Linked DNA regions of Mus musculus: region 2 is linked to region 1. A link is a loop called in an ENCODE intact Hi-C map of the cell type or tissue named here. Cell type or tissue: heart. All regions are shown on one strand. Links, peaks and the distances in the headings refer to the core of each region. The heading gives the core; the rest is flanking DNA. Region 1 holds the start of Rbm39 (RNA binding motif protein 39). Region 2 holds the start of Cpne1 (copine I).

Region 1 (13,554 bases), core at 9,555-13,554:
GATACTGATGAATAAAGTATCCTTAGAGCTAGACTTTGATTGTTTTTATTTGGGGGGGGGGGTGAAGATAACCCATGCTGGCCATGTTGGGGAGTTCTAGGCTAGCCTCAGCTACATAATGAGACTCTTTTAACAAAAGAAGAGTAAGACAGTTCAGTGGGTAGAGGAGTTTGTCTTGAGGGTCTGGTAACCTGAGTTTGAGCCTGGAACCCTCAGTGGAAGGAGAGAACAAACTGGAACATTGTCTCCTGGCTTCTCTATGCAGGCGCTGGCCCAGCAATCACACAACACAGGTACACCACCACCATCATCATCATCACCACCACCACCACCACCACAAGGTGGCTCACAACCATCTGTAATGGGATCTGATGCCCTCTTCTGGTGTGTCTGAAGAAAGCTACAGTGTACTCATATAAATAAATTAAATCTTAGAAAATTATATCTAGCCAAAGGACAAAGGAGATGGATATGGTAACTCAAATATTTAATCCTAGAACTCAGGAGGCAGTCAGGCCAGCCTGATGACATAGCCCGTTCCAGGCCAGGCAGAATCACACAGTGAAATTCTTTCTCAGAAAATAAAAAATAGGGGGCGCAATGGTTAAGAGCACTGGCTATTCTTCAAAAGGACTCTGTCTCAATTCCCAGCATCCATACTGAAGCTCATAATTGTCTGTCTGTAACTGCAGTTCCAGGGAATCTGACATCTCCCATACAGTCATACACGTGGGCAGAACACCAATGTGCATAAAAAGTATTACAAAGAAATAAACTTAAAAATAATAAAGACCAGCCGGATGGTGGTGGCACACACCTTTAATCCCAGCACTTGGGAGGCAGAGGCAGGTGGATTTCTGAGTTTGAGGTCAGTCTGGTCTACAGAGTGAGTTCCAGGACAGCCAGGGCTACACAGAGAAACCCTGCCTCAGAAAAACTAAATAAATAAATAAATAAATACCAAACACACGATTCTGAATTAGGAGCCTGGCATTATAACAGACTGCTTTAATCCCAAAGCTTAGATGGTAGAGGCAGGCAGATCTCCGAGTTCAAGGCTAGCCTGATTGTTAGAGCAAGTTCCAGGACCAGTCAAGGCTACACAGAGAAACTCTGTCTGGGGAAACAAAACCAACAAAAAAGATACTAAACTAGGAAACTCATCTTTCTCAAACCTGTCTGGCTAAACCTTAATACACAACCTTAGGACATTTACAAGGAAGTCTGTCCTAGAAACAGGGTGTGGAGTAGGGGGAGAGGTGAGATTCAAAATAGAGAAGCAAGCTCCTTATCTCTCACAGTCGCGATGAGCAGAACCTCTTGAGTAGGTCCCAGCGGAAGAGAGCTCTGCCATCAGAGTGAGAACTCAGGAAGCTAGAACCACAGACACAGGGCTAGACCTCCCAGAGCCTCAGCGCCACTGAGCCCAGCACCCAGCAGCTTCAGTCTCGGCCCCACCCCGCGGGCTTTCCAGGCTGGTTGGATAGAAAGTTCCGGAGCTCTTCAAGTCATAAGGCTCCCTAAGGGAGGAGGAGAACTTCTCAGAATGTCCTATCTCCAGCATTTGGCAATACTCTAAGGAGAGCAGAAGGAGGAAGCAAACTTCTTGTCCTAGCCACTAAGAACATCTACCCAGACCACTTCATGGGCACAGATTATGCCCAAAGGCAGGCAGGCCTGAAATCCCAGCACTAAGGAAGCAGAGGCTAATCGAGCTCTGATCAAAGCTAGGATGTAGTGAGTTCCACGCCAGCCAGAGCTACATAGAGAGATCCTGTCTCCAAAACAACAAAACCAAAACCAAAAGCAAACAAAACACCATGGGGCTGGGGAGATAGCTTAGTGGTGGCTTTTTTAAAAATGGTGGTTTGCCTGCGTGTACGTCTGTGTAAGATCTTAGAATTGCAGACAGTTGTGAGCTGCCATGTGGTTGCTGGGAATTGCACCTGGGACCTCTGGAAGAGCAATCAGTGCTCTCAACTACTGAGCCATCTCTCCAGCCCCAGCTTAGTGGTGATTAAGAGACCTGGCTGTCGTGGGTGAAAATAAAGTGACGCATTTGAAAACCAAGCCAATGTGGGAAGAGTTCCAAAAACAATGTCTGTACTCTCTGTAAGACACAAACTGAGAAACATGGTGTCTGTACTCTCTAAGACACAACTGAGAAGCTGTAGATTTCCTTGAGTCATTCTGTTCTGTACAGGAAACTCCTACCCTGCCCTTGTGCTGTAGCCTGCTTTGTGCTAGAACCAGCTTCATGGCCATTGCTTTGCTGGGAATTGAGGAATGGGATAACAGGCATGTACCTACATCACAGCATGGCTTGAGTGTGTCTATCCCTTTCTCAATCTTTGCCAACCCCCGATCTCAGGCAGGACAACTGTGGGTAACGGTGTGTGGGACCTCATTTCCCTCACCTTTGGCATGTCCCATTACATTTTTACCAAAAATGTGATGATCACATGCCTCGTTTGCCAACCCTTCAACAGTTCCTGAGTTCTGAGTTCCAGTATCTGAACTTGGGCACCACCAGGCCTGGTTTAGCACATCTCGGTGAGCTTCATGATGGTTTGCTGTAGACCTTTCAGTTAGAAGCGCTTGTGCTAAGCAGCCAGCTTGCTTACTCAGTTCCTGTCCAGCTCTCCCTTCCTCGAGGTCACAGCAGTGCTGTCTGAGAATTCGGTGAGGAGAGTGGCATTGGCTTCCTGCCTGTCCAGCGCTCTCACCAGAGTTTCTTAGTTTATAGAGACTTCGTTAGTTTTCTTTTGACTAGACTCTTGTGTAAACCTTTTTGTGTAAATTGCCATCTTGTTCATTTAGAACTTTGAAACAGTAGTTACAGAGATCTGCAGCCTGGGATTCTTCTCAGCACCGGACCTGTGGAGCAAAATATGCCATTCTGACAGTTGCCAGTATGAATATGCTTTCTGGTTCCTAAACAAAATTGCTAATTTTTAAAAAATATTTTTATCATGAGTTTTTTGAGCCATGGTTTTGCTGTATACTACAGGCCAGCCTTGAATGCACAATCCTCCTACTTCAACCTTCTGAGGCATGTGCTACCACACCTATATCCAAAGTTTTTCTTTAAGTGGTCTTGATTGACTTGGGTTGGACATCTTTTTTGTCTTTTTCTTTTTATTTATTATATCCAAGTACACTGTAGCTGTCCTCAGACACACCAGAAGAGGGAGTCAGATTTCATTACAGATGGTTGTGAGCCACCATGTGGTTGCTGGGAATAGAACTCAGGACCTCTGATCCCTCCAGCCCAAAGATTTATTTATTATATGAAAGCACACTGAGGCTCTCTTCAGACACGCCAGAAGAGCGTGTCAGATCTCATTAGGATGGTTGTGAGCCAACATGTAGTTGTTGGGGATTTGAACTCAGGACCTCTGGAAGAACAGTTAGTGCTCTTAACCACTGAGCCATCTTTTCAGCCCTATTTTTTAACTTTAAAAAAAGCATTTAATCATATACATAAAATAAATAAAGAGATTTGTTTTGTTTTGTTTTTCTAGACAGGGTTTCTCTGTGTAGCCTTAGCAGTCTTGGAACTCACTTTGTAGACCAGGCTGGCCTCGAACTCAGAAATCGGCCTGCCTCTGCCTCCCAAGTGCTGGGATTAAAGGCGTGCACCACCATGCCTGGCTAAATAAAGAGATCTTAACAGGAAAAAAAAGTGTTTAATCTAATTTGTTATATTCTCAGAAAATACCTGGGGAAGGAGTAAGTCACACTTGAGGCATACGTGCTTAGACCTTACACACGCAAGGTTCACTACTATTTTATTTGAAAATTATATTGTGGGCTGGTGAGATGGCTTAGTGGGTAAGAGCACCCGACTGCTCTTCCGAAGGTCCGGAGTTCAAATCCCAGCAACCACATGGTGGCTCACAACCATCTGTAACAAGATCTGACTTCTGGAGTGTCTGAAGATAGCTACAGTGTACTTACATATAATAAATAAATAAATCTTTAAAAAAAATACATAGTCAAGAGTCATTTAAAAAAAAAAAAAAGAAAATTATATTGTGAAAGGAATATTGTTCTGTGTCAGCAAACCACAGCAAATGTTGCTAACTGTGTTGACTTTGCTGATTATCAGCTGGCAAGAGGCATTAACCAAGGACAAGAGAAGTTTTAAAAGGTTCATTGTGCCCATTGGTTTCAGAGAATTGCTACTCAACAGCAAACCAAGTGATCACAAGTGCTCCTACCCTCTAGGTCAAACAAACAAACAAACAAAAAACCTGATCCGGGGCATGCTGGTGTCCCCTTCAACCTAGCTCTCTGGAGGCCAAGGCAGCTGGAGCTCAGAGAGTTTGAGACCTGCCTGTTCTACAGAGGGCGTTCCTGGCCAGCCAGGGCTATGCAGAAAAAAACACAACTGACAGCCACAATAAACAAACGAATCTATGAAAATAAAAACAAAACAAAACAAGAGTGGCTAGAGAGATGGCTCAGAGGTTAAGAGCACTGACTGCTCTTCTGTAGGTCCTGAGTCAAATCCCAGCAACCACATGGTGGCTCACAACCATCCATAACAAAAGCTGATGCCCTCTTCTGGAGTATCTGAAGACAGCGACAGTGTACTTACATATAATAAAATAAATAAATAAAGAAAGATTTATTTTATGTACACTGTCACTGTCTTCAGCCACACCAGAAGAGGGTATCAGATCTCATTACAGATCCCACTGAGCTATCGCGACAGCCCCAAGTTGTTTTGTTTTAAGTTCTTTATTTTATTCTTTTTTTTTCCTTTTTTTTCTTTTCTTTTCTTTTTTATAATTTACTTATTTGGGCTGGAGAGATGACTCAGTGGTTAAAAAGCAGTGACTGCTCTCCCAGAGGTCTTGAGTTCAATTCCCAGCAACCACATGATGGCTCACAACCATCTGTAATGGGATCTGATGCCCTCTTCTGGTGCGTTTGAAGACAGCTACAGTGTACTTACATATAATAAATAAATAAACCTTTAAAACAAAACAAAACAACTCCTCCCCCACAAAACTGATCAGATTGACAAAATACACCCTCTTCTGTAAAAACCGTCAGTTATTTAGAAGTATACTTCTGCCTAAAATTTGTTATTGACAGTGTATTTATAAACTGAAACACAGCATATACAGATACACTGTTCTGTAAGACACAATCATACATGTAGGCCAAACAGGAATTCTAAATAGGAATGAATAATTTATACTTAATTATAATTAAATTAATACAGTAATAAAAGTTTTTCTTTAATTCTCCTGTGATAACTTCCAGTTATATGTTTGTTTGTGTGTTTTATTTAGTTTAGGTGTTTGTTTTCTGGTGAAGATTTCTCTATAGCCCTGGCTATCTTGGAATTCATACATAAAGCAGTTTGGGCTCCAACTCTCAAAGATCTGCCTGCCTCTGCCTCCTGAGTGCTGGGATCAAGGATTTTTGCCACCATACCCAGCTTAGTTTAGGTTTTTAATTTTTTACTTTTTTTTTTTTTAATTTTTGGCTTTTTGAGACAGGGTTTTTCTGTATAGCCCTGGCTACCCTGGAACTCACTCTGTAGACCAGGCTGGCCTCGAACTCAGAAATCCGCCTGCCTCTGCCTCTCGAGTGCTGGGATTAAAGGTCTGTGCCACCACACCAGGCTTTTTACTTTATTTTTAATGTGTATGGGTGTATTTCCAACATGTAAATCTGTGTACCTTATATGTGTAGTGCTCATAGTAACCAGAACAGGGTGTTGGATTCCCTCAAATCTGAAGTTACAGATGGCTGTTAGCCAGCATGTGGGTGCTGGGAATTGATCCTGGAGTCCTCCAGAAGAGCAAGAGGTGTGGCTAGCTGCTAAACTACCTCTCCAGGCCCTACTCCCTTTTATTTTTTTTTAAATGTATTTATTATTATATGTAAGTACACTGTAACTGTCTTCAGACACACTAGAAGAAGGTGTAAGATCCCATTAAAGATGGTTGTGAGCCAACATGTGGTTGCTGGGATTTGAACTCAGGACCTCTGGAAGAGCAGTCGGTGCTCTTAACTGTTGAGCCATCTCTCCAGCCCCGCTACTCCCTTTTCAATGGTTCGTGAATGAGTTTTTTCCTACATGTATGTTCATCACATGCATGTGTACCCATGGTTCTGAGGTCCTATAAGATCAGAACACCTCAATCCCCTGCAACAACTACAAGTGGTGCTAACTGCTGAGCTGGCTCCAGCCTCATAGGTTTTGTGAAAAGTTTCCTTATGTATTGCAGGCTGGCTTCTAATTCCTCATCTCATTGATGAGCTCTAAATGCTGATTCTGAGGATGTGCTATATAGCCTGCTCTGTTTCTGTTCCCCACTATCCCAGATGACCTCTAGGTGACCAGCCAGCAACCTGGTGGCAGGGTGACTACATTGGACCACTTCCTCTGTGGAAAGGACAACGTTTGGTTCTTACTGGAGTAGATAATCTGGTTACGGATTTGCCTTTCCTGCATGTAATGCTTCTGCTAAAACCACCATCCGTGACCTTACAGAAGGCCTATCTATCATCATGGTATTCCACACAGTATTGCTTCAAGGAACTCATTTCACAGCCAGAGAAGTGCGATCAGGGAGTCCACTGCTCTTACCATGTTCCCCATCATCCTGAAGCAGCTGATCTGAGAAGGATGGAATGGTGTTTCAAAGATGCAGTTAGAGTGCCAATTAGGTGGCAGCAGCATGGAACGTGGGGCAGAGTTCTTCAGAAGGCAGTATTTGCTTGAATTTATGATACAGTTCCTCCCATAGCCAGGATCCATGGGTCCAGGAATCAAGGGGTGGAGAAGGGTATAGTTCTACTCACTGTTACTTCTAGTGACCCTCTAGGAAAGTTTTTGTTTCTTGTCCCCATAACTCTAGGTTCTGCTGGCCTAGAAATTTTGGTTCCAGAGAAGGGAGTGCTCCTACCAGGAGCCACAACAAACATTCCATTGAACCGAAGCTCAGACTTCCCCCTGGTATTTTGGGCTTCTAATGCCCTTAAACCAACAGCTAAGAAAGGAATAACAGTGTTAGGAGGGGTGATAGATCCAGATTACCTTGGGGAAATTGGATTGCCTCCTCGAAATGGAGGTAAGCAGGATTATGTCTGGAGTGCAAGAGATCCCTTAGGGCGTCTCTTAGTACTACCAAGTCCTGTGATTAAAATCAATGGGAAACTACAACAGCCTAATCTAAGCAGGATGACAAAAGACACAGACCTATAAGGAAAGAAGGTATGGGTCACTGGAAAAGAGCCAAGACCTGCTGAGGTGCTTGCAGAGGGTGGAGGAAATACAGAATGGGTTGTAAAGGAAGGCAGTTATAAGTACCGGCTAAAGCCATGTAACCCGTTGCAGAAACAAAGACTATAAAATAATATGAATACTTCTGTTTTATTTATTTTAAAAGATTTATTTATTTATTATATATATATGAGTACACTATAACTGTCTTCAAAATATTCCAAAAGAGGGCATCAGATCCCATTATAGATGGTTGTGAGCCACCATGTGGTTGCTGGGAATTTTATTTTGTTAAGGACACATTTGTCTTTCTTCCATTTTTTTTTTTAATGTATGTGAGATGGTTGTGAACTTTCATGTGGTTGTTGGGAATTGAATTTTTAGGACCTCTGCTCGCTCTGGTTGGCCCTGCTTGCTCCGGTCCCAAAGATTTATTTATTTATTTATTATTATTATTTTTTTTTTTTTTGATTTTTCAAGACAGGGTTTCTCTGTATAGCCCTGGCTGTCCTGGAACTCACTTTGTAGACCAGGCTGGCCTCGAACTCAGAAATCCGCTTGCCTCTGCCTCCTGAGTGCTAGAATTAAAGGCGTGTGCCACCACGCCCGGCTGGTTTATTCATTTTTATACATAAGTACATTGTGGCTGACTTCAGACACACAAGAAGAGGGCATCAGATCTCATTACGGGTTGTTGTGAATCACCATGGGGTTGGTGGGATTTGAACTCAGGACCTTCAGAAGAGCAGTCAGTGTTCTTACCCGCTGAGCCATCTTGCCAGCCCTCTTCCAATTTCTTTAACATCAATTGGTATTTAAGTTGAGATACTAAAAGAACATTCTCACCAGGCAGTGGTGTCACAGGCCTTTAATCCCAGCACTCGGTAGGTAGAGGCAGGCCGATTTCTGAGTTCAAGGCCAGCCTGGTCTACAAAGTGAGTTCCAGGACAGCCAGGGCTACACAGAGAAACCCTGTCTCAAAAAACCCAAAAACAGAGAAAACAAAACAAAACAAAACAAAAAAACCCTTCAGATCGTGGGCTGGAGAGTTGGCTCAGTGGTTAATCACATGGTAGCTCACAACCATCTGTAACAAGATCTGAAGCCCTCTTCTGGAGTATCTGAAGATAGCTACAGTGTACTTACATATAATAAATAAATCTTTAAAAAAAAAAAAAACAAAACCCTAAACTTCAGATTGTTGCTTTTCCAAGTGCTAGTCCAGCAGGCTTCTCTACCCCTCAGAATGATGCTTACTATGGTGACCAACGAGTTTTAGAGGAAGTGATTTTAGAAGATGACACCAGGTGGCTTGTGTTTATACTCCCAGCATTAGACGGGTAAAGAAGGAAGACTGCCCAGTATTTTAAGGCATGTCTGGCATGCACACTAAGACCTTGACAAAACAAAACAAGACAAAATAAAATAAAAAAAAACCCCAAAATCACCAAATACATAACAACAAATTTAAAAACACACCAAAGTTAAAGCAAAATAAAGTGATGTTTTGGGTTTTTTTTTTTAACGAATTATTTATTTATGTATGTGAGAACACTGTAGCTGTCTTCAGACACACCAGAAGAGGGTGTCAGATCCCATTACAGATGGTTGTAAGCTACCATGAGGTTGCTGGGATTTGAACTCAGTGCTCTTAACCCCTGAACCATGTCCCCAAAGTGATATTTTTTTGATATTTTCTATATGCCAGTTGTTCAGAGATTTTGTATTTCCTCTACTTCTTCTCTCCTAAAAAGTGAATGAATGTTTTATTTATTTATTTATTTATTTATTTATTTATTTATTTATTTATTTATTTATTTTCGAGACAGGGTTTCTCTGTATAGCCCTGGCTGTCCTGGAACTCACTCTGTAGACCAGGCTGGCCTGGAACTCAGAAATCTGCCTGTCCCTGCCTCCAGAGTGCTGGGACTAAAGGTGTGCGCCCGGCTTTTTGTTTTTTGTTTTTGTTTGTTTTTGAGTCAGGATTTCACTAAGTAGCTCATCTTGTAACGGGAACATGAAGTTTAGACCAGGCTGCCTCTGCCTCCCAAGCACTGAGACTAAAGGTATCCACCATCATCTTTGAACTTCGTACAACAATTTAAGGGACTTTCAGTCATCATGTGCCTTGGCCCTTGATTTCTCTTCTACTACCACCCTCATTTTTGTCCTTTGTTTGAGACAGGGTCTTACCCAGCTCAATAGCCCAGGCTAGTATCAAAGTATGTCAGTCAGGTGACCTTGAACTCCTGATCCTCCTATTTCTAGAACATTTGGATCCAGGCTTGCACCTTGGAGTCTGGCTTTAGTAGGTGCTAATATTAAACCTAGAGCTTTGTATCAACTCTATAGACCAGCTATCCTTGAACTCAGAGATCTGCCACCACCCAGCCATAACTTTTCCATCTTTTGAGTAAGACCTGGCTGTCTTGGAACTCCCTCTGTAGATCAGACTGGTCTCAACCCAGAGCTCTGCCTGCCTCTGTCCCCAAGTGCTGGGATTAAAGCATATGTCACCATGCCTGGCCTAAGTCTCAACTTTATTATTACTAACATTTTAATGATTTACTTTTATTTCATATGCATTGACGTTTTGCTTGCATGTATGTCTGTGTCTTGAAGGTGTAGGATCCTTTGGAATTAGAGTTACAATTGTGGACCATCACTGGGTGATGAGAATTGAACCCTGGCTCTCTAAAAGAGCAGCCAGTGCCTCTCACTGCTGAGTTCTCTCTTCAGTCCCCAGTCTAGCTTTTCAAGAACAAATTGTTTAACATACACATACACATTTAACATGCATGTGTTTGGCTTGCATGTAGTCTGTGCACCACCTGCATACCTGATGCCTGTGGAGACCAGAAGGCATCACCAGATCTGCTTAATGTAGTTGTGTGCAGCCAGTGAGTATTGGGAATCAAATCAGTGCTCTTACTCCTTTCTCTCCAGTCCCCCTTCTACCTTTTTCATAGCCTTTTACTGTGTGGCACGCGTTGTCCTTGACTTGGCAGCCCAGGACAGGACTATTAATTAAGGGCTCCTGTAGAGAGATAGAAGACAGAGAGGGGCTTGGTCTGACCTTAGTTAGGCAAGACCACTGCTTATTCAGGGTGAAGGGGCATCCCTGTCACCACTCACCCTATGGTTAACATTCCTATAGAGGAAGACAGGTTGTAGCCCCTTATAGGAGCAGAGAAGTTTCAGTAGTCCACAAGGGAAGTTGGAAAGCCTAATCTTTCAGCAGGAAACTATCAGTGATTTCATGCAGTGTGCCACATCTGAGAGAGAAAGCCAGATCAGCTAAATTTTTTGGAACTCATAAGGCTGACCTCAAATTCACAGAAATCCCCCTGCTTCTGTTTTCTGAGTGCATAACTATAGACAAGCTCTACCAGGCATGCTAGAAAAGTCACCTGCCAACTGTATTACATTGCCAGCCCCAAGAAGTTTCCTGTCATCATTCCACATGCTCTTCCTACTCCTCACGAGCTTTCAGGGAGAGTCCACCTGGACATACATCCCCTGCTAAACTTGGGAATTAGTGAATATTTGCAGTCTTGGCTAGTGTCAAGCTTATCCTTGCTACTAATTATAATATTCCCCCCTTGAGGAGGAATCGGAATATATGGAGAGCTTAATTTACTTGCTCAAGGTCACATTGTTGGAGTGGCTACACCAAGCAAGGTGTGACATTTTGGACCTTTTATACCCTCAATTATTAAGCTGCTGATAGGTTTCCAGACTGGTTTGATATTTTATTTCAAAACGTTTTCTATTATGTAAAAGTGGGAGAAAAAAAAAACCTTCCAATGATCACTCAGCTTCTCTACCACAGAATTAACCACTCCCAAATACACAAAAAGCAAACCAAATAAAATCCAACAAAAATTAAACAAAAGCGGTAAATTCACACAGTCAAAATCCTAGGGAAAAGTGAGGGGACCTTTTAAAGTCACAAACCACCCCGATTCAGAGCCCGACTAAATTCAGGGGTTAGAAAGCTACACACTGCGGTTTCTTCCCAGCCCGGCCACCGCCTCCGGTTTCCAAGGGTGTTGCGAAGCTTCACTATCGAGCCCACATCTAACTGGTGACACCAAACGACAAGAAAATCGTACTTTTTATTCCCATTCCCCTGTGTACAGCTCGTTCTTGTCTGCATGCGTTTTCACCACTGGTGGGTCTGGACACGACTGTCTTAGCCCACAGCCATATGTATTATAATAGGTTGCCTTATGGCGACCTTGACAGCCATCTGTGTGGGAGGGCGGGTGTCCGGGGTGGGGGTCGGCTCTGAGAGGGGAAACCTTCACACCCAGCGAGGAGATGACACCAGCCAGGATGACAGCAACGATGCACCACTCAGCAAGGAATCCTCCCAAAGATTGACAGTCAGGGCACCAACTGTCTTTGCCCGATAGAGGACGCACCCTCGCGAGACTTGGGTGCAGCTCTGGCGGGGGAGTCCGAGAAGCCTTTCGGAATTGGGGGAAGGGAAACTGTGATCATCTGTGGCGCAATCATTGCGCGAGATTGGGCCACGGTCGCCGGGAGCCGCGGTGAGAGATCTCGCGATAGTTCGTGCTTTCCAGTCTGGAACCCGGGGCAGTTTCTCGCGAGAGCCCGTGCTTGCGGCTCCGGGAGACCCCGGGTGTTTGTGTGTGTGTATGTGTTGGTGACTGTGAGTACGGAGGAGCAGCGGCCGCCATTTCAGGGAGCTAGCCGACGCTGTCGCAGGGGTGGATCCTGAGCTGCCGAAGCCGCTGCCCTGCTCTCCGTCGCGGGCTCCTTTAATCCCATTGTTTCTTTTAGATTCGCTTGGGCCTAGACGCCCTCGGGGCCCGATATTCGGGTTGGGCGGTACCGCGGCCTGGGCCTAGTGGCTTAACAGTAGCGACAGCAGCAGCGGCGGCGGCGGCGGCAGCCGACTTCCCGTGGCGAGCACAGGCGCGCGGAAGCCCGCACAGGTACGGGGCGTCGCGGCCGGCGGGGAGTGGGTCGCCTGCCCGAGCTGGGTGCTCCGCGATGCCGAGGCTTTTCGCCGCTTTGCTCGGCGCGCAGAGGGGGAGGGGGCCTTCCCGGTACGGTGGGGTCACCTCTCCTCGGCCGTGCCCTTCATCTCGGGCAAGGACGTCGTGGGCGTTTTTTGGTAGCGGCCGGGACCTCCGTGGGGACCTCGGTCAGATAAAGATCTGTCCTTCCGAGGGCCGGGGCTGGTCGCGACCTCCCAACATGGCGCCCGTGGAACGCCGCCGTGGTACACAACCCCTCCCAGCGGAGGGAGTCTCCCTCCGCCGCTAAAATGGCAGCGCGGGTTTTGTGCGGTGAGGAAGCGCTCCGCTGCATCCTTCCTGGGGGCGCTTTTAGCCGCTCGCGGGCGGGCTTTTGAAATTCGACCTGGAGTCCTGCTCCTGTCTTAGGTACAAGGAACGTGACACTTGGCGTACCCAAGGCAGCCTTGTCTGATGGGCGTCGCACAATTTTAGCCATCGTAGCGCTTTCAAAGGAGTTTTCTCAGGCTTTGAGGATGGGAGATCAAGGGGACATTTTATCTTATTTTATTATTTAGCAGAATTGCAGGTGTACTTACAGGACTGTCTTGTTCTTCCCCAGGCGAGTAGAGAAAATGGCAGACGATATTGATATTGAAGCCATGCTTGAGGCCCCTTACAAGAAGGTGAGAAAACACGCTAGTGAGCTTTAATATATTTCTTAATTTAGCATTATTCACGAAACTACTGCTGAAATGTAAACTAACCTTCCCGGAGCCCTCTTGATTACCTTATCAGAGATGCAATACGTGTAACTTACAAAAGTAAATATATGCTATTGATGTAATAATATTGTGCAGTAGTTTCACTTCAGCGTGATGAATAAATGCCCATCTATCTCTCTTTGTAGACTTGCCTAACGATATCTCACCTCTACTCCCATGAATTCACCTTTGATTCCAGTGTGAACTGTCAATCATAAGGTAGTAATTGAGTGACTTATCGCTGTACCGTGGTCCCCTAGGTAAAATGACTCAACTAAGAATTACCAGCTCCAGTTTGGTATAGCAAAAAGGTGAATGTAGTGGTTTGGGAAAACTGCAGGGGTCCAAGAATAATAAATTACAACCAGTCTCTGGCAAGTAAATCTTAGAAGTCTTGAAAGAAGAAATGGGTGAGATTTAAATTTTATTTTATATAAATAGATATAAGACTGGTGATAGTAAACCTGAATACAGGCAGGTATTGATCTGCTTTTCAGTTAATAATTATTAAGATTCTTGGATCCCTGAATAGAAATTGGCAAAAAAGAGGAAA
Region 2 (14,802 bases), core at 5,215-9,214, 68 kb after region 1:
CCACAATTAAATGTTGGCCTTATGGGGCTGGCGAGATGGCTCAGTGGTTGAGAGCGCCGACTGCTCTTCCAAAGGTCCCGAGTTCAAATTCCAACAACCACATGGTGGCTCACAACCATCCGTAACGAAATCTGATGCCCTCTTCTGGAGTGTCTGAGGACAGCTACAGTGTACTTACATGTTGGGAGCCGCCCCCACATTCGCCGTCACAAGATGGCGCTGACATCCTGTGTTCTAAGTGGTAAACAAATAATCTGCGCATGTGCCAAGGGTATTTTACGACTACTTGTACTCTGCTTTTCCCGTGAACGTCAGCTCGGCCATGGGCTGCAGCCAATCAGGGAGTGATGCGTCCTAGGCGAAATATAACTCTCCTAAAAAGGAGACGGGTTTCCGCCATTCTCTCTCGCTGGCATCTCTGGCTCTGCGCGCCCTGCGCTCTCTCGCTGCCTAAAGATGTAAACAATAGAGCGCGCTCTGCGCTTTAGCGCGCCGGAGCTCTGGCTCCTAAAGATTATTGAAGGGGCTTTCGCTTTTGGGGCTGGGGGTTTGCGCTCCTAGCTCCTGAAGATGTAAGCAATAAAGTTTTGCCGCAGAAGATTCTGGTCTGTTGTGTTCTTCCTCGTCGGGCGCGCGAACGCTATTAAGAATTGGTGCCGAAACCCGGGACGAGAAAAAATCCGGGAAGAAAAAACCCGGGAGGAAACTCGGGACGGGAGTTTCACCGGCGCAAGGAAGATCCCTCATTCCAGAACCAGAACTGCGGGTCGCGGTAATAAAGGTTCCCGTAAAGCAGACTGTTAAGAAGGATTCAACTGCATGAATTCAGAACTTTTCAGCTGGGGAACGAGAGTACCAGTGAGTACAGCTTTACGAGGTACGCCTGGCCTTGAACTTTCTAAGGAAATTCAAGACAGTCTATCAGAAGTAAAGTGGAAAATAGCTTTATAAGATATGTTTGGCCTTGAACTTTCTCTAGTGTTAGAAGCCCTTTTGTTCCTTTTCACATGTTATCAAGTGGTTAAGGCAGGGCGGATTCTGGATGAAGTTCAGGACAATCTATCAGAAGTAAAGCGGGGAGAGAAAATAGGAGCAAAGAGAAAATATGGTTCACAAAATAAGTATACAGGCCTTTCCAAGGGTCTTGAACCCAAGGAAAAGTTTAGGTCAGGTAAGAATACCTGGGGAGAGATTGGAAGGAAGGAGAAGGAAAAAGAAAAGAAAAAAGATCAATCAGCGGAGGTCTCTAGGAGAAGGAGCCTATACTCATCACTAGGTGAGCTCAAGGAGCCAGTTCTTAGTAGTTCTGAATCAGATAAAAAGGCTATTAGGGCCTGGAAGGCGCTCTCCCGAGCAGGTGAAGCCACTGGACAATAATGACAGAGGCAGGCTCTTGCAGCCTACAAGGTCTTATTGTCCACCCTAGAGTTGTAGATCAGGATTATAAAGGGGAACTTCAGGTTCTCTGTTCTTGTCCTCAAGTTGTCTTTTCTATATCACAAGGGGACAAAATAGCTCAACTAATAATTTTGCCAAGCCTACATGGCTGTTTTTTCTTCCTCTGGTATTCCTAGAGCTGCCAGAGAGATTGGTTCTACTGAAAATGATTCTGATTACTTAATAATGCCTTTAGATTGTTGTCAAATTTTATCTACTCACGTAGGGGTAAACCCTCGTGGCGTCAGGCCATTACAGGTCTGACAAATGGATGTCACACATATTTCCTCCTTTGAGAGAAATCAATATTTACATGTTTAGATAAGAAGAGATCACCTCCATACCTTAAATGATTTTCAAAAGCTGTTGGGAGATATTAATTGGCTCAGACCTTTTTTAAAGATTCCTTCCGCTGAGTTAAGGCCTTTGTTTGGTATTTTAGAAGGAGATCCTCATATCTCCTCCCCTAGGACTCTTACTCTAGCTGCTAACCAGGCCTTACAAAAGGTGGAAAAAGCCTTACAGAATGCACAATTACAACGTATTGAGGATTCGCAGCCTTTCAGTTTGTGTGTCTTTAAGACAGCACAATTGCCAACCGCAGTTTTGTGGCAGAATGGGCCATTGTTGTGGATCCATCCAAACGTATCCCCAGCTAAAATAATAGATTGGTATCCTGATGCAATTGCACGGCTTGCCCTTAGAGGCCTAAAAGCAGCAATCACCCACTTTGGGCGAAGTCCATATCTTTTAATTGTACCTTATACCGCTGCACAGGTTCAAACCTTGGCAGCCACATCTAATGATTGGGCAGTTTTAGTTACCTCCTTTTCAGGACAAATAGATAACCATTATCCAAAACATCCAATTTTACAGTTTGCCCAAAATCAATCTGTTGTTTTTCCACAAATAACAGTAAGAAACCCACTTAAAAATGGGATTGTGGTATATACTGATAGATCAAAAACTGGCATAGGTGCCTATGTGGCTAATGGTAAAGTGGTATCCAAACAATATAATAAAAATTCACCTCAAGTGGTAGAATGTTTAGTGGTTTTAGAAGTTTTAAAAACCTTTTTAGAACCCCTTAATATTGTGTCAGATTCCTGTTATGTGGTTAATGCAGTAAATCTTTTAGAAGTGGCTGGAGTGATTAAGCCTTCCAGTAGAGTTGCCAATATTTTTCAGCAGATACAATTAGTTTTGTTATCTAGAAGATTTCCTGTTTATATTACTCATGTTAGAGCCCATTCAGGCCTACCTGGCCCCATGGCTCTGGAAAATGATTTGGCAGATAAGGCCACTAAAGTGGTGGCTGCTGCCCTATCATCCCCGGTAGAGGCTGCAAGAAATTTTCATAACAATTTTCATGTGACGGCTGAAACATTACGCAGTCGTTTCTCCTTGACAAGAAAAGAAGCCCGTGACATTGTTACTCAATGTCAAAGCTGCTGTGAGTTCTTGCCAGTTCCTCATGTGGGAATTAACCCACGCGGTATTCGACCTCTACAGGTCTGGCAAATGGATGTTACACATGTTTCTTCCTTTAGAAAACTTCAATATCTCCATGTGTCCATTGACACATGTTCTGGCATCATGTTTGCTTCTCCGTTAACCGGAAAAAAAGCCTCACATATGATTCAACATTGCCTTGAGACATGGAGTGCTTGGGGGAAACCCAAACTCCTTAAGACTGATAATGGACCAGCTTATACGTCTCAAAAATTTCAGCAGTTCTGCCGTAAGATGGACGTAACCCACCTGACTGGACTTCCATACAACCCTCAAGGACAGGGTATTGTTGAGCGTGCGCATCGCACCCTCAAAGCCTATCTTATAAAACAGAAGAGGGGAATTGAAGAGATTTTACCCCGAGCACCAAGAGTGTCTGTGTCTATGGCACTCTTTACACTCAATTTTTTAAATATTGATGCTCATGGCCATACTGCGACTAAACGTCATTGTACAGAGCCAGATAGGCCCAATGAGATGGTTAAATGGAAAAATGTCCTTGATAATAAATGGTATGGCCTGGATCCTATTTTGATAAGATCCAGGGGAGCTATCTGTGTTTTCCCACAGAATGAAGACAACCCATTTTGGATACCAGAAAGACTCACCCGAAAAATCCAGACTGACCAAGGGAATACTGATGTCCCTCGTCTTGGTGATGTCCAGGGCGTCAATAATAAAGAGAGAGCAGCGTTGGGGGATAATGTCGACATTTCCACTCCCAATGACGGTGATGTATAATGCTCAAGTATTCTCCTGCCTTTTTACACTAACTAGGAACTGGGTTTAGCCTTGATTCAGACAGCCTTGGCTCTGTCTGGACAGGTCCAGACAACTGACACCATTAACACTTTGTCAGCCTCAGTGACTACAGTCATAGATAAACAGGCCTCAGCTAATGTCAAGATACAGGGAGGTCTCATGCTGGTTAATCAACTCATAGATCTTGTCTAGGAACAACTAGATGTATTATGGCAAATAGCTCAGCTGGGGTGTAAACAAAAGTTTCCGAGATTGTGTGTTACTTCCATTCAGTATGAGAAATTTACTAGGACAGCTAATTTGTCAAAAAGTCTTTTTCAGTATATGTTACAGAATTGGACGGCTGAATTTGAACAGATCCTTCGAGAATTGAGACTTCAGGTCAACTCCACGCGCTTGGACCTGTCCCTGACCAAAAGATTACCCAATTGGATCTCCTCAGCATTTCCCTTCTTTAAAGAATGGGTGGGATTAATATTATTTGGAGATACACTTTGCTGTGGATTAGTGTTGCTTCTTTGATTGGTCTGTAAGCTTAAGGCCCAAACTAGGAGAGACAAGGTGGTTATTGCCCAGGCGCTTACAGGACTAGAACATGGAGCTTCCCCTGATATATCTATGCTTAGGCAATAGGTCGCTGGCCACTCAGCTCTTACATCTCACGAGGCTAGACTCATTGCACGGGATAGAGTGAGTGTGCTTCAGCAGCCCGAGAGAGTTGCACGGCTAAGCACTGCAGTAGAAAGGCTCTACGGCATATATGAGCCTATTCTAGGGAGACATGTCATCTTTCAAGAAGGTTGAGTGTCCAAGTGTCCTTCTCTCCAGGCAAAACGACACGGGAGCAGGTCAGGGTTGCTCTGGGTAAAAGCCTGTGAGCCTAAGAGCTAATCCTGTACATGGCTCCTTTACCTACACACTGGGGATTTGACCTCTATCTCCACTCTCATTAGTTGGGTGGCCTATTTGCTCTTATTAAAAGGAAAGGGGGAGATGTTGGGAGCCGCCCCCACATTCGCCGTCACAAGATGGCGCTGACATCCTGTGTTCTAAGTGGTAAACAAATAATCTGCGCATGTGCCAAGGGTATTTTACGACTACTTGTACTCTGCTTTTCCCGTGAACGTCAGCTCGGCCATGGGCTGCAGCCAATCAGGCAGTGATGCGTCCTAGGCGAAATATAACTCTCCTAAAAAGGAGACGGGTTTCCGCCATTCTCTCTCGCTGGCATCTCTCTGGCTCTGCGCGCCCTGCGCTCTCTCGCTGCCTAAAGATGTAAACAATAGAGCGCGCTCTGCGCTTTAGCGCGCCGGAGCTCTGGCTCCTAAAGATTATTGAAGGGGCTTTCGCTTTTGGGGCTGGGGGTTTGCGCTCCTAGCTCCTGAAGATGTAAGCAATAAAGTTTTGCCGCAGAAGATTCTGGTCTGTTGTGTTCTTCCTCGTCGGGCGCGCGAACGCTATTAAGACTTACATATAATAAATAAATAAATAAATCTTAAAAAAAAATGTTGGCCTTATAAGAGTTGCCTCAGTCATAGTTTCTGTTCACAGCAGTAAATCCCTAATTAAGGCAGAAGTTGGTATTAGGTGTGGGGTATTGCTGTGATAGGCCTGACCATGTTTTTGTTGGGAGGAAGGTAGATTTTGGGGATTTGGATTTGGGAAACAGTGGAATGGTTTAAGTGGGGCTTAAAGGGCTATCCTAGGAAGAATATGGAAGACATAGGTGCTGAGGGTGATTTCAACTGTGTAGATATGGCCCAAGAGGTTTCAGTGAAGAAGAATTTCAGTATGTGGCCTAGAGACTGCTCTTGTGATATTTTGGAGAAGAATATGTCACTTTTTGCCCTTGTATGAGGAGTCTGGCTGAGGCTAAGGTAAAGGGATTTATATTAATTACATTGACAAAGGAAATCTCAAAAAAGCCCAACTTTTTTAGAGACTTTGTTCTCTGGGAAAGTCTCATGAAGAGCATTTTGAACAAGCGTAGCAAGCTTAGAAAGGAAAAAATATAAAATATCCGGTTCAGGTAGGGAAATGGAGCTGAATCCCTTGTTCAAGCAGATTAAGGGCGTGGTGACCTTGGGGCTTGGTCCTACCCAGCTAAGCTTATTGTTTATTCATTTGCCATTTAACACAGAATAGTTCTATTATATTAGGCATCATTATTACTGGGTTATTGACTTCTCTAGGACTTTTAGTCTGGAATGAACAACAATTCAGAAATGGAAGTCACAGGCTTTTGATCCTGATCTTAAGGCACAGTGACTATGAAAAGCTTAGGTCCAGACAAGGAGGTACACACCAAAATTCCAGGAGATAGAGGCAAGAAAATCTCTTTCTTTCTCTCTTTCTCTCTGTCTCTCTCCTCTCTCTCTCCATCCCTCTTATTTGCCCGCGCGCATGCGCTCTCTCTCTCTCTCTCTCTCTCTCTCTCTCTCTCTCTCTCTCTCTCTCTCTCTCTCTCTCTCGCACACACACACACACAAAATCAAGGGGCAGAGTCTGGTAGAGCCTAGGTCTCCCTGTATAATCAAATACTGGGGATTATAGGAAATATTGAAAGATATTTTACTCTTTTTATATTTATTTTTATTAATGTCTCTGTGTGAGAGTTTGTACATATTAGTGTCGCTGCCTACAGAGGCCAGAGGAGGGAGTCAGATTTGAGGCTGGAGTTACAGGAGGTTGTGAGCCACTCCATGTAGCTCATAGAATTTAAGATGCCAGGAAGAGCAGTATGAGCTTTTAACCTTTGAGACATCTCTCCAGCCCCATGGCAGAAGAATATTTTCTCTTCCTTCCTTCCTTCCTTCCTTCCTTCCTTCCTTCCTTCCTTCCTTTCTTCCTTTCTCTCTCTCTCTCTCTCTCTCTCTCTCTCTCTCTCTCTCTCTCTCTCTCTCTCTCTCTCTCTCTCTCTCTCTCTTTCTTTCTTTCTTTCTTTCTTTCTTTCTTTCTTTCTTTCTTTCTTTCTGTGTGTGTTTAAGACAGGGTTTCTCTGTGTAGTGCTGGCTGGTCTCAAACTCAGAAATCTGCCTGCCTCTGCCTCCCAAGTGCGGGGATTAGAGGCTTGTGCCACCACTGCCAAGCAGGATTATTTTCTCTTTCTTTCTTTCTTTCTTTCTTTCTTTCTTTCTTTCTTTCTTTCTTTCTTTCTTTCTTTCTTTCTTTCTTTCTTTCTTTCTTTCTTTCTTTCTTTCTCTTCCTTCCTTCCTTCCTTTTTCTTTCTTTCTTTCTTTCTTTTCTTTCTCTCTCTTTCTTTCTCTTTCTTTCTTTCTTTCTTTCTTTCTTTCTTTCTTTCTTTCTTTCTTTCTTTCTTTCTTTCTTTCTTTCTTTCTTTCTTTCTTTCTTTCTTTCTTTCTTTCTTTCTTTCTTTCTTTCTTTCTTTCTTTCTTTCTTTCTTTTTTGGTTTTTCGAGACAGGGTTTCTCTGTATAGTCCTGGCTGTCCTGGAACTCACTCTGTAGCCCAGGCTGGCCTCGAACTCAGAATTCGCCTGCCTCTGCCTCCCATTTTTTTTTTTTTCAATAGTCAAAAAAAGGTTCAAGCTTTTGCTTCTTGGTGCGTTTAATCCTCAAGACAGTTCTGCAGTGAAGGCATTGTTTTTCTCCCTTCACGGGGGTCTCCAAGAGCCAAAGGAGCCTGTACTTTAAAAGCTCTGCAAGGAACCTTGGACAATAGCTTCAGGTCTGACTTTGCAAACAGCTACTAAAATACCGGGTTCACCACAAATACCTGCAACTTCCGAGCTTTTGCCCCCACCCCAAATCCTCAGCGCGCCTGCGTCTCCCATCAGGTGACGTCGGCAGCGGCGCCCCGCCTACTCCGGGAACGCGGAGCGCCGGAGCGGGCGGGCGGCCATTTTGTGAAGCGGCTGTGGAGGTGTTGGCTGCAGTGGGCTCCGGGAAAGCCGTTCGGGCTGGGGCTGTCGGCCGCAGGGCTGAGGCACTCGCGCGGGGGGTAACTCGGGTCTGGGTTCTGGTGCCGCGCAAGCTCTCCCCGGTAAGACTCCCGCAGCCCCGGAACGGGCGGGGCTGTGCGGGGCTCGAGCCGCCTCCTTGGTGCCTCGGGGCGGGGCCTTCCCAGGCCTCGGAGCCCGCGGCCGCGAGCGCCCAACACAAAGGGTCGCGGCGGGGCTGCGGGGGTCCTGGGGCGCCGCTCACGCTCCGGGGCCTCCGAGGATGCGAAAGGTGGAGTCTGCGTGCCGAAGTGGGAGCAGGGCCTTAGCGGGGATGCCCGGTGGTCCTGAGAGGGGAAGCGGCCAGCATCGGGTGGCCTCGCGGCCTGCGAACTACCGGGTCGGGGGGGGGGGGATTGCGATGAAAACGCCTGCACGCTTAGTGGGGAAGGCTTCGTTGGCTTTAAGCGGGAACGAGGTTTTAACTCTCACCTCTGCCCCGAAGTGAAGAGGTCCTAGTGGCCTATGACCTGCAAAAGTGGACTACACTAGGGACATTCCTATGGGGAGGAAAGGTGTCCTGGGAGGCTGGGAACCGGTCGCTTTTAGGGCCTGGAGGTGCAGGGATTGCAGTGTATAGCTTCCTAGGTCTAGCGCTGAGGAGGGGCTTCCTAAGTGTAGGTGATTGGAGCCGCCCTGTAGGTCGGAGAGGCTTGAAGAATTGTAGCTAGGATGGCTGGTCCTTGATTCCCAACTAGGGGAGGGGCTGCTATCTGCAGCACCTTTGGGAGTTGGAGGAAGGAGGGTGGGTGTCTTAGATAGCTTACTTACTGTCTGAAGGTTGGCGGCGCCACTTTGCAGCCGCGTAAAATAGAAGGAAAGGCATTTTAAAGATCTACAGGTTAGTATTGGGGTATGGACTAACGTAGCAGGTTGGAGTGCCCGTGTTAGTAAGCGAGTTAGTAACCTAAGTGTGTGTTTTATTGGAAGTTCTAAGGAGTCCCCTGTGGTTTATTCAAGTGCTAAAGATCCATTCATTCTGGTAGATAAAGTTGCGAATTACAGGCTGTGTTGCAGAAGTATTCTGGGTCCTAAAGCCTTCTTGGCTCCTAGATTCCGAGATGACTGAGTGTGTGCAGTTGGCAGAAACCATTTTATTGTGTACGTTAAGATTTAAGTTGATGCGAATCTTATTATATGACTTGGTGGGAAAAAACTAGGATGGATGGCAACTCAAGGGAGAGACTATTTCTTTCAGGGCTTTTTGGATAGTTTGAGCTGTAATTTTTGGTGAACTTCAGTCTTAGAAACAAAAATTGTCCGGGACCTTGTTAACCATTGTATACTGTTAAAATGTTAAAGAGCGTTTGCAGTTGGAAAAAAATCCTACAAAAAAATCTTTATTTAAAAAAAATAGGTAAATAAAACTGATGTACTTGTTTTTGAAACTTGTTGCTTTTGATGAGATGGAGACTTTTGGATTTGTAGAAAGTGATTGTGGAAGAACTGTTCACATAACTTCGAATATAATTTTGGAAGGAAATGAAATGTTTGTGTTTAGGTGATTTCACAAGGCGTATTGGATAGTTTATCAAAACGTGTTATATTTTTATATCACCTTGTGTTTGATTAAATGTTGGTCACTGTGGATTGTAATGTATAATTTTATGTTCGGATCTGAGACCATCAAACCACTGTGGTGGTTACTGCTCTAGGCTACTAGTTATATACTTTAGGCTTCTTTTACAATTTTGTGGCATGTTGAATGTTTTGATTGGTTGCATATTGAACATTTGGGAGTTGTTGGTACAGTTCTTAGGTGTAAAACTTATTATATCATTAAACTTCTGTTTTATACTGTGTGCCAGATGCTAGACCCCACTGCCAGTCAGAAAGTCCCACTTGAGTTTGCAGAGAGCTGCTGTGCTGTTTGGATCTTGGGGGTTTGCTTGTTTGTTCCTCACTGGCCATAGGATCTTGTAACTTAGACTCACATTGAACTCTTAAGTTGGTGGAGTCACTAGTAACAGTTGACTTTTGATACTTAGTTAGAATACATGATTTTTTTTTCTGAAAATGTAATTAGTTTTACATTCTATACTAATTTCTAAATCTCCCCCTAAAATGCAGAGTCCACCTTAAAAATCTAAAACCTAGCCTACAGTTTTTGAGTGAGTAGGTATTTGCCTGTCTTCATGCCTGGTGTTCTCAGAGGCCAGAAGAGAGGGGGTCGAATCTGGAGTTACAGAAGGTTGTGAGCTGCCTGCCCTGTGGGTGCAGGGAGTCATGGAGCCTCTGGAAGAGCAGCCAGTGATCTTAACCACTGGGCAGATTCTCCAGCCCTCTCCTCTACATAGTTGTAATAAATACTAATTAAAATGAGTGCTCACTAAAAGTTGTAGGCAGACTAAACAGAAAAGTAATTTCACTTGTAGTTCCAGCAGCTTTACTGCCAACCACCTATGTACCTTTGGTTTGCAGAGTTTTACGTTTAAAGCTAGCTTTTAAGACTAAAAGCCATAGTGAAAGAAAATGTGGTTACTTAAGCTAGAAGTAATATTTTTATTTTGAAGTATAAATGAATAAAAATTTATTTATTTCAAGACAGGGTTTCTCTGTGTAGTCCTGGGACTCTCTGTGTAGACCAGGCTGGCCTTGAATTCAGAAATCCTCCTGCCTCTGCCTCGAAAGTGCTGGGATTAAAGACCTGCACCACCACTGCCCGGCTAAAAAGGATATTTTTGTTGGTATCATTAATAACAGTATTAAATTTTTTTGGCAGGAGGAACATCTTATTTACAAATGTCTTGATTTGCTGCCTGAGCACTAGATGAGAAATTAACATGAACATTCAACATTTTACATTTTATCAGTGTCAGAAAAATGTATTTATAAGGATGGTTCCAGGATCTGAAGTGTGTTTTATCTGATAATGGGGGGAGGGGGCAAACTTAAAGGGATGAAGCTGTGGTTTCATGATTTCTTTGGTGATGGGATTACACTGCTGATAACATTGTGCCCATTGTAAATAGAGGCTTTGTTGCTGATCTTTGAGGCGAACCTTTAAGAGGTTGTTGGGATTTTTGTTTCTTTTGGATCTTAAGTGTGTGGTTCTGCTTTGCCCTGATTGTTGTCAGGTAAAGGTTGGTGACTTCACAACATGAAATTTACCTTCTCAGTGTTGATTGCCAGAGAGAGTGGAAATACTGGAGTTTTAGTTTGTTCCTGTTCTTTGTAACTAAAAGGTTTGTTGATGAACATTTTACTCTGAAGTTTCAAATAATTGGAATGGCTAGTAAAATAAATTTATCTTGTTAATATGCAAGTACTTACCATTTTTCCCTGTTTTCTGTTGTGCTGAAGAACCATCTGTTAGGAAATGAAGTGAAAAATGCAGTAACGCAGCTTGCTGTCTTAGGGCTTCTGAACTGTGTGGACTTGTGGCTAACTTTCTCCTGGCCTGTCCCTATATTTTATATGTAGATAAAATGTTTATAAGACACTCTCTGTTGTAGTCCAGACCAACCTCAAACTTTTTTTTTTTTTTTTTTTTGAGGCAGGGTTTCTCTCTGTAGCCCTGGCTGTCCTGGAACTCACTCTATAAACCAGGCTGGCCTCGAACTCAGAAATCCGCCTGCCTCTGCCTCCCGAGTGCTGGGATTAAAGGCGTGCGCCACCATGCCTGGCCCAACCTCAAACTCTTTTTCTTTGTCCCTCTGCCTCTTAAATGCTAGCATTACAGGTGCGTTATATCTAGCTACAGTACCTATTTATATATTTTAAGAAAGGGTCTCATTGCCTGCCCCTGCCTCTATGCTTGTTTTGGACTTTTTTGTATTTTTTTTTTTTTTTTTTTTTGAGATAGGATTTCCCTGGGTATCCCTGGATATGCTGGTGCTCTGTAGATCAGGCTGGCCTTGAATTCAGAGATCTGTGAGCCTCTGCCTTCCTTGAGTCCTGGAATTAAAGGTGTGTAGCCTTCTCCTATCACTTTTTTTTTTAATAGAATTATTTTAATTATGTTTTTCCAAAGTTCACCAGAACTCAGGTGAGCGGAATAGATTTTTAAATTTGGGATCCTGTGTTCAATTAGGATCTAGCTCACATTTTAACACACAGGAATAAACAGGCTCTGGGAAAACAGTGCTGGCTCCGTTCATTTGTGATCGTGGGGCTGGAGAGATGGCTCAGGAATTAAGAACACTGGGTACTCTTTTCAAAAAACCAAGGTTCAATCCCAGAACTTAAACAGCAAGCCACAGACATTGTTAACACCAGTTCCACGTGATATGATACCCTCTTTCTGGGCTTTGTCAGTACTGTGTGCGTGTGATACACAGATATGCAGTATCTAGGCAGAACATCCATACCTGTATAACAATACTTTTTTTTGAGCTAATAAAAATTATTGGTCTTTACAAAGTGAGATTTGAGACAAAAATGCTAGTTTTCAGTTTCCATCTGACTTACTTGTGAAGGAAGAGCCGTAGTTAAAAAAAGGTACTGGTATTTAGCCTTGATGTGTATACTTTTCCTTGGTGTGGGGATGCTTCTGATGGTGTTTCTTGTATGTAGATTGGCTCTGTTCTGTAAGTTGAACACAAAAGTTAAACTACACGTTTACGCAGATCAGCTGGGCTTTCAACATTTCTCCCCCCCCCCTTTTTTTTTTTTTTAAGATTTATTTATTGTGCCGGGCGTGGTGGTGCACGCCTTTAATCCCAGCACTCGGGAGGCAGAGGCAGGCAGATTTCTGAGTTTGAGGCCAGCCTGGTCTACAGAGTGAGTTCTAGAACAGCCAGGGCTATAAAAAGATTTATTTATTGTTATATGTGAGTACACTCATCAGGTCTCATTAGAGATGGTTGTGAGCCATCATGTGGTTGGTGGGGATTGTACTCAGGACCTCTGGAAGAGCAGTCAGTGCTCTTTAATCACTGAGCCATCTCTCCAGCCCTCAACATTTCTTAATGTAATAAGAATTTTCCTTATTGTTAATGGTTTTGGAACCTTGAGTATGACTGGCTAGCCTAAATTTGACCTTCTCAGGATGGCCGTGGGGTATCTTCTTGTGTTTGAAAGGGAAAAAAGAGTTAGGAAACTCAGTTCTCTAATGTGTGGGAGACGTGCCCAGGCCCATACCTTGTGTTTGTTCTTACTTGGTTTTTCTGCTCTCATTACATTACATCCTGGCTGGACTTGAATTCACTATGTAGTCCATTCTGATTTCGAACCCAGGCTTCTCCTGCCTCTTGCTCCTGAAGCAGTGAGGTTACAGGAATATAGTGCTACACCCTGTTATGCCAGACCTTTCAAATTAGAATCTCTAATAGGTGTCAGATGTTTAACACAAAAATTAACTAGAAAATTACCCCGGCTCTTACTTAGCTCCTAGTGCTGACCTTTTATGCAGTTAGAGATAAGTATTGCAATAATTATTTTTGTTACTTTATTTAAAGCAAACCTTCTGTTTTGTATTTCCCTTTATAACTAGTTATGGAAGCTGCTAGATATAGGTTTTATTTTTGTTTGTTTTCGAAACAGTTTCTCACTGTTCTTGTCCTGGAACTCATTATAGTCCAGGCTGGCCTAAGACTCAGATCTGCCTGCCTCTGGCCACGTGCTGGGATTGAAGGTGAGTGCCACCACTCCTGGTTCAGAGAACCAAGACTTAGGTTAGGCTGTGAGATGCTGCATGGGAGTGAAGGAACTTGCCATAAAGCTTGACCATCTTGTTTCCATCTCTAGGACCCACATGGTGGAAGCAGAGGACTGAGTCTCCAAGTTGTCCTCTGACTTCCTTGCACATATGCTGTGGCTTCTGTGACCCACAGATATACTAACTAAATAAATGTAATTAAGTGGAGAGTTGTAAGAAAACAGCTGGCTAGGTTCAGAAGGTAAAGGCCAAAATCTGGGTGACCTAAGTTTGCTCCCTGGATCCCACATGAAGGAAGAAAGATTCACCTCCACGGAGTTGCTCTCTTGCCTCCACACAGTGTTGTCTGGCACATGTGCATACCTTCACAGCGTATACATGTAGACAATAATAGTTGACAAAAATCTGTATTAGGACAGATTTGTATACACCATGATAAGGATTAATGTAGTGCTCTGGCCTTTTAAAAGCTTGGGTTTTTGTTGCAAAACTCACTTTTGTGTAATATTTTAAGTTGTTAGAATATTTTTCCTTTGTCCATTAGACAAGTTCAGAATAATACTTGGGATTTTTTTTTAATTGTTTCACCTTTTGGTGATAAAAATTATTACTGTGGCTTACTTGATCTCAGAGAATATTAACAAAGTGAGTATCAATCAGATAATAAATAGTTTTGTTGCTAATCTTTGTACCAGAGAGGGGCAGGGTTTTTTCTCTTTCTCTGAATTTAGAAATAACCTGTCTGAGGCAATGGTTTAATGGGGCATGAGCTGGGAGATAGAGATGGAACCTGGGAAGTTCCGTGGGCCAGCCAACCTGGTGTATTGCAGCCAGAAAACAAAAAAAGAAGCCCTTTCTTAAGGTGGAAGGTTCAAGTACTAAGACCCAAGAGTCTCCTTGACTTCTACAAGCACACAAGAGTTTTTTTTTTTAATCATTAATTTTTTAAAAAGATTTATTTTATGTATATGAAACACCATTGCTCTCTTCAGACACACCAGAAGAGGGCCTCAGATCTCATTACAGATGGTTGTGAGCCACCATGTGGTTGCTGGGAATTGAACTCAGGACTTCTGGAGGAACAGTCAGTGCGCTTAACCACTGAGACATCTCACCAGCCCTTAAATCGCTATTTTTTAAAATGATGGCACATACCTATAATGCCAGCATGTGAGACCTTCCCCCAAAACAACACCTTTCAGTGGATCATGGTGGCACATGCCTCTAGCACTTGAGAGATGGAGATAGGAGGATCAATAAAGGCCAGTCTCAGCTACTTACTGAGTTTGCAGCTAGGTTGGGCTGCCTGAGACTTGTCTCTAAAACAAAACCAAACTGGTGTAGTTGAGCTAGGAGGATCACCAGCCTGATTTAAAAAGTAGAATAGGACTGATAAGATGACTCTACTTGGTGCCAGCCATAATGGTCTGAGTTTTAACTACGACCCACATGGTAGAGGGTGAGAAGCAACTTTTAAGAGTTGTCGTCTGACCTCCACATGCACTCTGTGGCACAGTGTACTTAACATACACAAA

The links. Peaks named below come from ENCODE experiments on the same cell type or tissue, not always from the same donor. Only the 100,000 strongest peaks of a DNase experiment are listed, where the experiment ranks them.
Region 2: it touches region 1 in a loop (4-fold over the local background); 1 of 42 quality-filtered maps calls a loop at or near these places.

Annotation. Positions count from the first base shown.
Region 1 is chr2:156,178,546-156,192,099 of GRCm38, reverse strand. It overlaps Rbm39 (RNA binding motif protein 39), which reads left to right and starts at 11,862. Exons shown (of 17, transcript NM_001291114.1): 1 at 11,862-12,213; 2 at 12,860-12,923. The coding sequence starts at 12,873. In heart, for the core only: CTCF peaks have their summits at 11,671 and 12,546; DNase peaks (open chromatin) are centred at 11,759 and 12,459; H3K4me3 peaks cover 3,254 bases; H3K27ac peaks cover 3,030 bases.
Region 2 is chr2:156,104,696-156,119,497 of GRCm38, reverse strand. Cpne1 (copine I) reads left to right here and starts at 7,533. Exons shown (of 16, transcript NM_170590.3): 1 at 7,533-7,712. Rbm12 (RNA binding motif protein 12) reads left to right here and starts at 7,533. Exons shown (of 3, transcript NM_029397.3): 1 at 7,533-7,712. In heart, for the core only: no CTCF peak of the experiment used is centred there; a DNase peak (open chromatin) is centred at 7,637; H3K4me3 peaks cover 2,040 bases; H3K27ac peaks cover 1,606 bases.